2 separate regions of the Homo sapiens genome follow, and region 2 is linked to region 1. Evidence: read pairs that join two places in POLR2A ChIA-PET (ENCODE). Cell type or tissue: A673. All regions are shown on one strand. Links, peaks and the distances in the headings refer to the core of each region. The heading gives the core; the rest is flanking DNA.

Region 1 (2,906 bases), core at 236-2,735:
GTTTCCAGAGCTCACGCTGGATGGCTGGGCAGATGAGGTCTTCAGAGACTCTCCAGGGAGGTACGGCTCTGCCTTTCTACTCAGTATGCAAGCTCCCCAGACTTCTGAAGAGGGATGTTTCTCCTTAGAGAAAGTCTCCCTGAATGTGGGTATTTCATAAGTTCTTGGACCAGTTCTGCTCTTCTCAGTCCTGCTTTTTGTCAACATACATTGAATCACTTCTCCCTGGCAAAAGAGCAGCATGTGAAGAAAATGTGATCCTTGGTGGTTTGACATGAAATTGACTTTTTCTTCTAGCAACACTTATGAATATTCAAATACAATTATGGAAAAGATTTTTTGCACTGATCAGCATAACAAACAAATTAGACATCCCAGTGTGCAAATATAACTTTCTGAATTTCCTAGTTTTAAATATTCCAGTGGCCAGGATACCCTATCCAGAGGAAGCAGGACCGTCTCAGCTGACCAGGGCCCTTGCCTGCTAATAGCATCATGCATACCTTGTTTCTTCATGAGGCTGCTTGCCCGAGTTCCAATCCACCAGGAATTCATCTTGTATCATAGCTGATGGATCCCGTGTCTCGTTTCTAAGTTGGAGCATCACTTTGCAGCTCCCAACCAGGGCCAGCCACAAAATTTGAAAGGCCCAGTGCAAAATAAAAATGCAGAGCCCCTTGTTCAAAAAGCAGGAAAAGAATGGGCCAGCAAAGGAACTAAAATAAACGAAAGCTTTTCCCTTTCTTCCATGGTCTCTCTTTTGACCTATCATGGTGTTTTTATTTGCTACTGAATATCATGCTTTCTTGGGACAGGGTGAGTGTCAACTGTCACACTTGCCCAGGGGCCCTGCCGAGTGACTTGGTGGGTACACAGTCCACCAGCTGCTTGCATGGCCACGCCCACCCTGAGATGCCACGGGTAGTGTAGTAAAAGCATCTGATGTCAACCCCACACCCCTCCACACATACACACTCAGGTTCCCGCAGACCATGGAGGGCACCAGCGGTTGCTGGGTGAGGGTGGGGATGGGGAGGCCATGTGGGGCCCAGGACACCAAAGGGAGGGAGACGAGCAGTCAATAATGTGCCTGGGAGAGGTGGCGGACCAGCAGCAGATGGGAGCACACATGAGGCAGGCTCCAAGTGCTCACGTATGCTCCACTGTCCAATGAGGCCTCACTTACACCACACAAATTCAAAGATAAAATAAAGTTTTTTTTGTTTTGTTTTGTTTTGTTTTGTTTTGGAGACAAGAGTCTCACTCTGTCACCCAGGCTAGAGTGCAGTGGCGCAATCTTGGCTCACTGCAACTTCCACCTTCCAGGTTCAAGTGATTCTCCTGCCTCAGCCTCCCAAACAGCTGGGGCTACAGGTGTCCACCACCACACCTGGCTAATTTTTTGTATTTTTAGTAGAGATGGGGTTTCTCCATGCTGGCCAGGCTGGTCTCAAACTCCTGACCTCAAGTGATCCGCCCCCCTCGGCCTCCTAAAGTGCTGGGATTAGAGGCATGAGCCACCGTGCCCAGCCTGATAAAATAATTAAGAATGTCAAGACAGCAATCACAGAGCACTAAACCCCAAGTGCAGGGCCCTGTGCCTCTGAGGGGCTGCATGGCCACGAAGCCACCCTGCTCCAGCATTGGCAGCAGGAAATACAATCCATTCCTGGATGGAGGTTGGGTTAGTTCCTCAGGGCTGCTGTAACAAAGACAACCTGGGTGGCTCCAAACAACAGAAATGGGCTATCTCATAGTTCCAGAGGCCAGAAGTCTGACATCAGCGTGGTGCAGGGCCGTGCTCCCTCTGAAACCTTAGGAAGTCCTTGCTTGCCTCTTCCTGGCTTCTGGTGGCTGCAGCAATCTTTGGAGTTCCTTGGCTTGTGGCTGTGTCACTCCAATCCTAGGTCTTCACCGGTCTCCTTTTTATAAGAACACAGTCACATTGGGTCAGCGGCCCACCCTGCTCCAATGTGACCTAACTTTAACTATTACATCTGCAAGGATCCTGTTTCCAAATAAGGTCACATTTTGAGGTCCTGAGAGTTAGGACTTCAGAATGGCTCATCTTTGTGGGGGATGCACAACCCATAATAGAGGTGTGGAGGAAGGAGAGTTTCTTCAAGGGGCAGGACTGGGAAAGACTTTGTAAGGAGGCTGGTCCTTGAAAGAGGTGGCAGGAGCGGGGCCACAGCAGGTTGGGAGAGGGAAGAGTGAGCTTCTCAGTTGGGCCACCATGAGGGTGGCTGTCACTGGGTGCAGACAGCCGACCCCACTGTCAAGTTCTAGGGCTGGGCACACTGTTGCCCAGGAAGCAGGAGCTGGTCAAACCCCTATGGGGGTTTCCTAGGAGATAAACCCCACGGCCCAGGTAGGGCACGACAGAACAGACTGTATGGGGACAAGAGGTTCAATTGGCAGGACTCTTGGTAACACAAGGAAGGGTGGAAATGCAGAGGGAACAAGCCATGACTGTCTGCTCTGCAAACATAACTTGTCACATTAAAATCACCCACTCTCTGCCTGGGCGCGGTGGCTCATGCCTATAATCCCAGCACTTTGGGAGGCCAAGGCAGGTGGATCACAAGGTCAGGAGATTGAGACCATCCTGGCCAACATGGTGAAACCTCGTCTCTACTAAAAATACAAAAATTAGCTGGGCATGGTGGTGTGCACCTGCAATCCCAGCTACTTGGGAGGCTGAGGCAGAAGAATCGCTTGAACCCGGGAGGCAGAGGTTGCAGTGAGCCAAGATTGCACTACTGCATTCTAGCCTGGTGACAGAGCAAGACTCCATCGCAAAAAAAAAAAAAAAGAGGCACCTGAAAGATGCTTCGCTATGACATAGAACACATTTCTATAGCTTGTATTTTTGAAAACATGTTTACCAGATGCCCAGGGCTTTT
Region 2 (2,906 bases), core at 105-2,604, 450 kb after region 1:
GGAGGGTGGGAGTAGGTGGACATGGGTTAGAAAGGTCGTGGGCCAGGCGGCCTCCTAGGCAGCTTCCTGATGTTGGCCTTTTCATAGATGGAAGCCAACCGTCGGGAGCACACACACCACATTACAAGGATCCCAGCCAGGCCCAGGAGGGGAAGCAAGGACACCCTAGAGGCAGAGAGAACTGGCAGGTAGCACCGTGGGGGATGAGAGCGGGTTGGAATCTAGATCCTTCTTGAGAAAGGAGGACGCTGGAGGGTGGGATGTGAAAACTGGGGGAGAGAAGACTCAGAGGTCACTGGAGGTCTGAACAAGTGCAAGGATAGAGGTGCCCCGAGCTGACACGGGTGGCCTGGGCAGGGGCCGGTGTGTTGGGGGAGATCCTGGGGTCTGGAGGCCAGGGGTCGGGCCATGAGGCCGTACCGGCAAAGGCGGTGCGGGCCCTGAAACCAGGCGAAGACAGAGCTGGCGGGAGGCAGCGGCCCCAAAGTCAGGACCGAGGAGGGCCGGGCTGACTGCCAAGGAAGGCCGGGCTGGCTGCCAAGGTCAACCAGGTGGAGGCCTTCGGGGTTCGGCAAGAGCAGTTCTGTGAGCTGGCGGAGCCTGGCGTCTGCCTGCGTGACGTGGAGGAACCGCAGGCGGCGACCGCGGACAGAATGTACAGGTTTCTGGGCGAGGAATGGAGAATGAGGCGGAGCTGGGCTGCAGGAGACGGAGGCAGAGAGAGACGGCCTGGCGGGAGATGCAGGGGCCCGCGGCAGGGCCCTGGAAGCTCCAGGCGGGAGGAGGGACGTGGTGGCGGGCGGGAGGGCAAGGGCTGGGGCCCGGGCTCATTCCGCAGAGCCTGCGGGTACAGCAGGCTGAGGGGTCAGACTGAGCACAGGGAGCTGAATAGCGAGCCCCGCCCGGCAGGGGAAATGAAGGGAGGGTGGTGTGAGAGCTTCTGCCAGGGGCAGAAGGACACCGAGGGACCGCAAGCAGAGCCGAGGGAGTGCGCGCTAGCCCCGGAAGAGGGTGCGCTGGGCTGGCTGCTGAGCTACCCTCAGGAGCTGCAGGGGCTCGAGGGGCTGGAAATGCTGCGGCAGAAACTGGAAGGGCCCTGCCTAGGTTGGCTTAGGAGTAGAGGGGTGCACCCTGGTCAACCCTGCACCTCCGGGGCGCCACGCGCTCGCTGGCGGGAGGGCGGAGGGAGGCGGGAAGGAGACGCTAAGGCGCTGCGATCCCGGACGCGCAGCCCTCTAGGCGTGGAGGCTGCTGGAGCCGCCAGGCAGCTTCTCGGCGACTCCACGCGTCAGTGCAGAGATGCTGCAGGGACGCAGCGCTCACAAAAGCAGCTCCGCTCACAAAAATACGGCCACACCGAGCAGACGTCTGCTTTGACACCACTCGACCCTGCCAAAAAGAGCAATTAATGGGATCAGAAGGGCGGGAGGTGGGAGGGAAGGCGGGGAGTGGGCAATGAGCAGAGCCTGGCTTTCTATCCCAGGACAGCGTGGTGTTCTCAAGGGAATTTAGACAAACATTTCATCCTAACCTCAACAACAGGTCCTCCTGAGTCCTCATACAACCTATCCTTAGGCGGTAACAGGCTGCAGCTGTTGAAGTCTAATTTCACTCTATTGATTGGTACTTTCAATGGAATGCTTTCTGATTAATTCTGTGCCTTTAGTTTTACCCTGGACATGTTTCAAGACAATGTATTAATAAGACTCTGGTGTTACGTATTCAATCAATTTATAGATGAAACCCAGAAAACTCAAATATGGTTAGAGGACTGGATTAAATGATATTTACTTTGGCAATAGAGAAATAAAAGTATACTGAACTGATGGAAATATTCTAAAACTATATTGCAGTGATGGTTACACAACTCTACAGATTTACTGACAATGGGTGAAATATGTAGCATGTTAAAAATACCAGCTGTTAAAAATGAAGAAAAAGTCTATCAGTAAAAAAATAAATACGTGTCTAACTGGAAGAAGATAAGATACAGAGGCAGGGGGGAAAGAGGGTAGGGTAGGGGGGCTAAGAGCCTCATTCACATCGTGGTGTGGCAGTTAATACAGTCTAAGTTTACAGAACAAGAAATTCAAGTTCAAGCATATTGCTTAAATCTAGTTAACCTATAGGAAAACTAAGTATAATAATAAGCACAGCAAAGTAGGAGGAAGAAGACAAGTAGCCTTAATCAGCTAAACCTTCCTCTTTTATAATGGAAAGCCACTGCAAAAGAAATCGAGGTTGATAAATACAGAAGCTCGATAAGTGTATTATTACTTAAAATTTTGAATTTTGAAAGGAACTCCCCAAAAATCTAAAAATGCTTATTGTTAAAAAAAATTTTTTTTGAGATAGGATCTCTCTCTGTCACCCAGGCTGGAGTGGAATGGTGTGATCATAGCACACTACAGCCTCTCTACCTCCTGGGCTCAAGCGATCCTCACGTCTCAGCCTCCTGAGTAACTGTGACTACAGGTGGGTGCCAGCACACCCAGCTGATTTTTTTATAGAGAAGAGGTCGCGCTGTGTTGCCCAGGCTGGTCTCAAACTCCTGGCCTCAAGCAGTCCTCCCACTTCAGCTCCTAAAGTGTTGGGACCACAGGCATGAGCCACCATGCCAGCCTAAATTTTGCCTTTAAAAATTGTCCCATGAATTCCTGGATTGGCATAACAGTTGGTATTGTCTTGATAGAAGAGTTGTTGAAATAATCTATCACCTTCACACTGCCCGGCATGTGCACACACGTGCATGTCTGCGCATGTCCGTATGTGTGCACATGTCACATGAATGTGCAAGTGTGTGCAAATGTGCAAGTGTTTGTGTGTGCTTGTCTGTGTCCATGTGTATGTGTGTATGTATGTTTTAAGAGACCTGTAAAATCAAAAGAAAACTAGCCTCAAGGTAA

What was found. Peaks named below come from ENCODE experiments on the same cell type or tissue, not always from the same donor. Only the 100,000 strongest peaks of a DNase experiment are listed, where the experiment ranks them.
Region 2: POLR2A ChIA-PET joins it to region 1 with 14 read pairs; 3 of 35 experiments call an interaction of 5 or more read pairs at or near these places.

The regions. Positions count from the first base shown.
Region 1 is chr9:88,525,798-88,528,703 of GRCh38, reverse strand. It overlaps LOC105376134 (a long non-coding RNA gene), which reads left to right. Exons shown (of 2, transcript XR_007061653.1): 2 at 1-744. Among named protein-coding and RNA genes, the nearest start is that of NXNL2, 7.9 kb to the left of the region's middle. In A673, for the core only: no CTCF peak of the experiment used is centred there; no DNase peak of the experiment used is centred there.
Region 2 is chr9:88,074,665-88,077,570 of GRCh38, reverse strand. It overlaps LOC124902201 (syncytin-A-like), which reads left to right. Exons shown (of 7, transcript XM_047424307.1): 2 at 88-188. All of the region lies in intron 1 of LINC03026 (long intergenic non-protein coding RNA 3026), which reads left to right. Among named protein-coding and RNA genes, the nearest start is that of LINC03026, 1.8 kb to the left of the region's middle. RefSeq lists an enhancer at 423-973. In A673, for the core only: a CTCF peak has its summit at 1,274; DNase peaks (open chromatin) are centred at 710 and 1,250; H3K4me3 peaks cover 873 bases; H3K27ac peaks cover 1,213 bases.